Regions from separate parts of the Homo sapiens genome. Here region 1 is linked to region 2. A link is a loop called in an ENCODE intact Hi-C map of the cell type or tissue named here. Cell type or tissue: natural killer cell. All regions are shown on one strand.

Region 1 (4,000 bases), 390 kb before region 2:
GAGGCTTTCTTTACAGTCTAAGTCTTTGGTGTTGCTGCCACTGGACAGGCAATCTCCAGGAGCTTGGAAATCCTGCTGTGACTGGGAAAGAGCATAGTGATATAAGTAAATATCTACCAGGAAAATCCAAGAAAAGCAACATCACTTTAGGTGTCTCCTCAAACTTCAGCTCATCAGAGGGGGCTTATTTTAATACATTATCTGAAAGAATATCTTTCCTGGTCACTTTCCATCCTCCTTTCTATGCTTTTCCCGACCACCACCTCCTTAGCACTTATCACCACCTGTCATATATTTCTCTGTTTAGTATTTCCTCTCTGTAGGATATAAAGACCTGGAGAACAGATTTATTACTGCTATTTCCAGGACCCAGAATAGCATTTGGCACATTGTACACACTCAATAAATATTTGTAGAGTGGATGGATAAACTGAAGAATATTAGAACCATTAAACAAGTCTAGTAATGTGACCAATTAAAAAATCAGTAATTCTGCTGGGCGTGGTGGCTCATGCCTGTAATCCCAGCACTTTGGGAGGCCGAGGTGGGCAGAACATCCGAGGTCGGGAGTTCAAGGCCAGCCTGGCAATCAAGGTGAAACCCCATCTCTACTAAAAATACAAAAATTGGTGTGGCATGTGCCTGTAATCCCAGCTACTTGGGAGGCTGAGGCAAGAGAATCACTTGAACTCGGGTGGCAAAGGTTGCAGTGACCCGACATTTTACCACTGCACTCCAGCCTGGGTGACAGAGTGAGACCCTGTCTCAAAAAAACAAAACAAAACAAAACAAAAAAAACAAAAAGGACAAAAAAACCCAGTAATGGTAATAAAAAATATAAAATATTCAGAAGTAAACTAAATGGTAAATAGTACTCAAATTTACCGACAGAGGAAATGGATGAATGGAGGAGAGTACCATGCTGCTGGATGGAAAGACATAATATTGTAATAATGCAAACTCTCTTCAAGTTAATCTATAAAATGGACACAATATCAGTCAAAATTCCAGTGGAATTTTTGGAGGAAAGGAAGGGGCAAATTTGACAAAATGATTGTAAATTTCACCATGAAGAATAAATGCTTCAGAATAGCCAATTCATATTTTGAAGAAAGGCATCGATAAGGGACCTTGCTCTATTAGACACAAAAACCTATATAGGAAAAGACAAATGGGTGGTATATATTAAAAGTTTTTTTTTTAAGTACATACCCTTTGCCCAGACATTCCACTTCTGGAAAATTTCCCTGAGAAATAACTAGATAGTATATGGCTAAGATATTTATTGAAACATTGTCTATAATGTTATAATGCCAATCCAATTAAAAACATTGATTGTTTGACAAGTAGAGGATGGTTTTAACCAAGTATGGTTTAAATAAATTCCTGTGGAATACCACAGAGCTCTTAAGCATGATGTAGAACTACATTAATTGATATGGAAGGTGATCGCCATATATTGTTATGTTTTTTAAAAAGCTGATTACAAAACAGATGTCTAATACTATCCACATTTTTGTAAAATAAAAATTGGCATATACCTGTGAAGAAAAAAACCTAGATGGAAGATTATATATCAAAATGTTAACAATAGTTCTGCATCTGTACACTGAAAAATGGTATGCTTTCCCCAAAATGGGATGGTACTTAAATTCCTCATTACTGCCACCTGGTGGCAACCAAGGGAGATTTCTAATTTCTTTTCTACCACCTTGAGTACAATGCACGTAACATCATAATTATATAAAGTTATAAAGAAATCTTCAGTATCACCTGGTTCTATCCATCATTTTGTAGCTGAAGAAATAAAGGGCAAAGACTTTAAGCCACTTGTCTGAAGTTGCACTGTTAGTGAAATTTAATAATAGTAGCAAACATTTGTTGAGCCGTTTTGCTAAGTACTTCAAATGGATTATATCATTTTATTGTCACAGGAGCCTATGAGGTTGGTCCTATTTTTACTCTCACTTATCCCTACTTACCAGATGAGGATCCTGAGGCTCAGAAAAAGTAAGCAACTTACCCAAGGCTGTATAGTTGGGATACAGCCAGTGATTCTGAGTTTTACCTCCCTCTCCTGAACCTTCTGTACTGTACCTTCTTAGCCCATTAATTGCCCCTGCCCCTTCCACTACGTACCCTTGCCCTTTCCTTGTCCGTTCCTTCAGTGTTTTGGTGACAACTCTTAGCATATGCCCAGTCTTTGTGTTATGTTTCTCATGGATGAAAAGACAGTATAGGCCAGGTGTGGTGGCTTATGCCTGTAATCCCAGCACTTTGGGAGGCTGAGGTGGGCAGATCACCTGAGGTCAGGAGTTCGAGGCCAGCCTGGCGAAACCATGTCTTTACTAAAGTAATCCCAACTACTTGGGAGGCTAAGGCATGAGAAACACTTGAAACTGGGAGGTGGAGGTTGCAGTGAGCCGAGATCACACCACTGCACTCCAGCCAGGGGATAGAGCGAGACTCTGTCTCAAAAAAAAAAAAAAAAAAAGGGAAGGATTGATTGATTTACTGAGAGAAGTATAAGGAAACAAAATGCCCCAAGACCCTTGTCCGGAAGGAAGGGAGGGAGGGAAAGGAAAGGAAAGGAAGGAAAGGAGGGAGGGAGCGAAAAGACAGTAAAGACAGTATGAACATTTACTGAGAGAAGTATAATTATCAGGGGAACCCGCCCCCAATATTTCAACGGAGGTTCTATTTTCCATAAGTGTTGGCCGGCTGAGAAATAAAGAGTACAAAGAGAGAAATTTTACAGCTTGGCCACCAGGGGTGACATCACATATCGGTAGGACCATGATGCCCACCCGAACCTCAAAACCAGCAAGTTTTTATTAAGGATTTCAAAAGGGGAGGGCGTGTATGAACAGGGAGTAGGTACAAAGATCACATGCTTCAAAGGGCAAAAAGCAGAACAAAGATCACATGCTTCTGAGGAAACAGGACAAGGGCAAAGCAGAACTCCTGATAAGGGTCTATGTTCAGCGGTGCATGTATTGTCTTGATAAACATCTTAAACAACAAAACACAGGTTCGAGAGCAGAGAACCGGTCTGACCAAAAATTTACCAGGATGGAGTTTCCCAATCCTAATAAGCCTGAGGGTACTGCAGGAGACCAGGGCATATTTCGTCATTATCTCAACCACATAAGACAGACACTCCCAGTGCAGCCATTTATAGACCTCCCCCCAGGAATGCATTCTTTTCCCAGGGTCTTAATATTAATATACCTTGCTAGGAAAAGAATTTAGCGATATCTCTCCTACTTGCATGTCTGTTTATAGGCTCTCTGCAAGAAGAAAAATATGGCTCTTTTTGCCTGACCCTGCAGGCAGTCAGACCTTATGGTTGTCTTCCCTTGTTCCCTAAAAATCGCTGTTATTCTATTCTTTTTCAAGGTGCACTGATTTCATATTGTTCAAACACACGTTTTACAATCAATTTGTACAGTTAACACAGTTATCACAGTGGTCCTGAGGTGATGTACATCCTCAGCTTACGAAGATAACAGAATTAAGAGATTAAAGTAAGACAGGCATAAGAAATTATAAAAGTATTATTTGGGAACTGATAAATGTCCATGAAATCTTCACAATTTATGTTCCTCTGCCACGGCTCCAGCCGGTCCCTCCATTTGGGGTCCCTGACTTCCCGCAACATATAAGGAAACAAAATACCCCCAGCTCCTTACCCCAGACCCTTGTCCAGATAGAAATTTAGACTTATTAATATATTGAATTGTTCAAGTGTCCATATACTAAGAATTACATCAGCGATGTGGAACTATGGATAGGCTTCCTTGGGTTCCTGGCTCCACACTATAACCACCGCCCCCCACCCCTTAAATTTCTGTATAGCAGACTTAAGAGTGAATATCACCATATGCAGTTGTTCATGTACTTCTTCCCCTTTCTCTTCTAGCTCTTGACAAAATTCTCAGGGAAAACTCTTCAGCTCTGGATGTCTCCCTTTTTGTGGATCAAACACAAAGGGCATCAT
Region 2 (4,000 bases):
CATATTTGGCTTCTGCTCACAATTCATTTTTCACAAACACAGTAATTCTCATTTTATTTTTTTATTAAATTTTTTTTTAAAAAAGTAGAGACGAGATCTCACTAAGCGTCCCAGGCTGGCTTCAAACTCCTGGCCTTCAGTGATCTTTCTACCTCAGCCTCCCTAGGTGTTGGGACTGGGCATGAGTCACGGCAATGGGCCAGCCATAACTCTCAATGCAACACACAAGTTACAGAATTCATATAGTTAACAGGCACATTAAATAGCTTTATCTCTTCTGCCTAGTGTCCATTTAGCAACATCACCCCATCCCCCTGCCACTGACTAATTCTATAAGCACATTTTTACATACATTTAAAACTGGATGTCTTAATTCCTTGTACCACTATTGCTAAGCCCTCACTGCTATTTTACTGTATAAGAATATAACTCTTCTTACTTTTATAAACAGCCTTTGAAGAACTGCCAGAGAATTCAGATTATTTAGATTTCTGAAACACAGTAGCAAGTATGTAAACTCCCATTTGGCAATACCTTTACTTTCCTAAAAACCACAAGTGGGAGGCTGGGCGTGGTAGCTCACCCCTGTAATCCCAGCACTTTGGGAGGCCAAGGTGGGTGGATCACCTGAAGTTAGGAGTTCGAGACGAGCCTGAACAACATGGTGAAACCCTATCTCTACTAAAAATACAAAAATTAGCCGGGCGTGGTGGCGGGCGCCTGTACTCCCAGCTACTTGGGAGGCTGAGGCAGGAGAATCTCTTGAACCTGGAAGGCAGAGGTTGCAGTGAGCTGAGGTCATGCCACTGCACTCCAGCCTGGGCAACAAGAGTGAGACTCCCTCTAAAACAAAACAAAACAAAACCCACAAGTGGGCTAATCACAAATATATTTGAATATATGTACACCCTTAATACTACCAATTACTACACACTACTAAAGCAATCTAGGCAGATCACAATTCAAGTTCCTAAGAATGCGACCATAAGGAAAATGGTCGGGCTGCAATGAAACACCTTCACATCAATAATTAGAATGCTGGATGACAACCCCAACAGTCGAGACCCAAACTGACTTGGCCCACCATTCCAAGCACTCCTAATAGCACTAAGGAATCACTCAGGGCAGGCCGGGCGTGGTGGCTCACACCTGTAAACCCAGCACTTTGGGAGGCCAAGACAGGTGGATCACGAGGTCAGGAGATCGAGACCATCCTGGCCAACATGGTGAAACCCCGTCTCTACTAAAAATACAAAAAATTAGCCAGGCATGGTGGTGGGTGCCTGTTGTCCCAGCTACTCAGGAGGCTGAGGCAGGAGAATGGCGTGAACCCCAGAGGCAGAGCCTGCCGTAAGCTGAGATCGCGCCACTGCACTCCAGCTTGGGCAACAGAGCGAGACTCCATCTCAAAAAAAAAAAAAGAAAGCAGTCACTCAGGGCCGACCACTCTCCACAGCTCCACACAGGTTTCCTTCCTCTAGCTGCCCACCAATTGCCTGTTCTAGGCTTTGCCCAAACCATTCAGCGTCTAATTACTTCTCTCACAGTTTGCGTTTAGTATCTTGAAACGGTGGCCTGGCAAAAACGCTGATTAAAAACCAAGCAAAAGCCAGGATTATCTTGAGTACGCACCTGGGAAGCTATGGAAGCTGATCAACCTCCGCCCGAGGAAACCTAGAAGCACACACAACACACAAAAACTAAGCCATCAATGGCACAAGAAGGCATCTCTGAAACAGCAATCCAATGCTGCCATCTACTGGCCATGCGTGTTGAACACCTCACAAAAACTAAGCTAATTTAGCAGCTGATTTTCATTAGCCTTCTTAGAGTAGGTTCCAGAATACCTGGCCATCTTCAATACAAACGAGAATTCACACAAGATAACCACCAACATAAAGCAGCCTGGATGTTGGATATACAATATATTTATTTAATATATATTGAAGGAATCAATAAAGATTCATAGCAACCAGGCTTAGCTCTATGGATCAACCAATGGCTCTCCTTTTCTTATACCTGGCCCATTTCTCCTACTTAGGGTACCCTTGGATATTTGCACCACAATCTCTGTCCTTTACTCATGAGACTTTAAGCCTCCCAAGGGCAGGGACTGTTTCCCTTATTTACCATTTCCCCCAGGATCCAGCCCAGTGCTTTAAACAATGTTAATAAAAGATGGCAAGTGACAGCAAAGTACCAAGAAATTCTGTCAAACACTGATGGAGGACCACCTTTTATTGGTGGAGCATTTTATGGTATACCAAGCATTTTTACTTGCTGTAACCAGTTACCTGCTCAAGAACCTGTTGGCCATTATTTACACCACTTTATAGATAAGAACACTAAGGTTCAAAAGTGTAATGAGGTCCTAAGTCACCATTAAACGTAACTCTAGGCCAGGCGCGGTGGCTCACGCCTGTAGTCTCAGCACTTTGAGAGGGCAAGGCAGGTGGATCACCTGAGGTCAGTAGACCAGCCTGGCCAACAACCCTGTCTCTACTAAAAATACAAAAAAATTAGCTGGGCGTGGTGGCAGCCCTGTAATCCCAGCTACTCAGTAGGCTGAGGCATGAGAATCGCTTGAACCTGGAAGGCAGAGGTTGCAGTGAGCCAAGATTGCACCACTACACTCCAGCCTGGGTGACAGAGCAAGATTGTCTCAAAAAGAAAAAAAGTAACTCTTTCTAAATTTTTGTGAAACTGTGGTGTGCGCACCCATCAGCTAGAAAATCAAAACTCAAACAATGTGACACGTCCCCTGAAGGTCCATCTGGCAAATGAATGCAGCCACCTTCAAATTTTGCATGATGTGGGCTTATATGACATGAATTTCCAGATCCTAGAGACTGGATTCTAAGTGCCAATTTAGGCAGAAGGATCGCTTGAGCCCAGGAACTCGAGACCCGCCTGGGCAATGTAGTGAGACCCCATCTCTTATATTAAATTTAAAATAAAAATAAAAATAAACTAAGTGCCAAGTTAAGAAGGTATTACTTTCTGGCAGGAGTCAAATATTTTAGTTAGTGACCGACCAGTCTCCAAGTCTGTTATTGAGTGCCACTGACTGAATATGACAGGCCTGCCTCGAGTACTGAGCCTCATAGCTAAAGCCTCAGCTCTCTCCAGGAAGTTCGGCCTGCGGTTCCGCAGAGGCAAGAAAGTCTTAAAGCAAGGACTCAAGTTAGGCTGCCTGAATCCAAATCCTGGCTCCACTGTTTACTAATAGGATCCTGAATAACTTATTTACCTCTCTGCTTCTTCATTATCTTCTTCATATAGGTAAGTGTAATCTATTTTATTTGGTTACTGTGAGGATTAATTTAGTTAAACAAGAGGTACTTGGCACATCCTAAGTGATTAGCTAAATGTTAGCTATTCTGTTTCATTCTGTAAAACTCACTTTTTTCCTAGGCATAAAGAGAAGGCTATTATTCAGCTGGGCGTGGTGGCTCACGCCTGTAATCCCAGCACTTTGGGAGGCCAAGGTGGGTGGATCACTTGAGGTCAGGAGTTTGAGACCAGCCTGACCAACATGGTGAAACCACGTCTCTATTAAAAATACAAAAATTAGCTGGATGTGGTGGTGGGTGCCTGTAATCTCAGCTACTCGGGAGGCTGAGACAGGAGAATTGCTTGAACCTGGGAGGAGGTTGCAGTGAGCCGAGATCACGCCACTGCACTCCAGCCTGGGCGACAGAGCAAGACTCAGTCTCAAAACAAAACAAAACAAAACAAAAAGAGAAGGCTATTATTAACATTCGAGATAATGTGCCAGACTGCTTCCATGTATTTTCATTATTCTGTCCCAAATCTGGTGAAGTGGGTATCTGCACAGCTTTCTCTAGATTGAACAACTAGTAAGGGGGCTGGCCCTGGAGAAAGTTACCTGCACCTTGGACTGCTGCTCGTCAGCATCTCCAGCTGTGCTGATACTGCCTCAGGGCAACAGCGATGCAGCTGTCCTGCCTAGCCCCAGGCGCACACAGCAGCCCATTCT

What was found. A loop is a pair of places that touch in the nucleus more often than their neighbours do. Peaks named below come from ENCODE experiments on the same cell type or tissue, not always from the same donor. Only the 100,000 strongest peaks of a DNase experiment are listed, where the experiment ranks them.
Region 1: it touches region 2 in a loop (10-fold over the local background); 4 of 110 quality-filtered maps call a loop at or near these places.

What each region holds. Positions count from the first base shown.
Region 1 is chr4:139,413,947-139,417,946 of GRCh38, reverse strand. No RefSeq gene overlaps it. Among named protein-coding and RNA genes, the nearest start is that of RAB33B-AS1, 38 kb to the left of the region's middle. In natural killer cell, CTCF peaks have their summits at 1,472 and 1,673 (motif pointing left); a DNase peak (open chromatin) is centred at 1,656.
Region 2 is chr4:139,028,576-139,032,575 of GRCh38, reverse strand. The region is part of intron 1 of NOCT (nocturnin); the gene reads right to left. It overlaps LOC124900780 (a long non-coding RNA gene), which reads left to right. Exons shown (of 2, transcript XR_007058274.1): 1 at 1-3,282. Among named protein-coding and RNA genes, the nearest start is that of NOCT, 15 kb to the right of the region's middle. RefSeq lists an enhancer at 999-1,823. In natural killer cell, CTCF peaks have their summits at 1,580 and 1,780 (motif pointing left); a DNase peak (open chromatin) is centred at 1,745.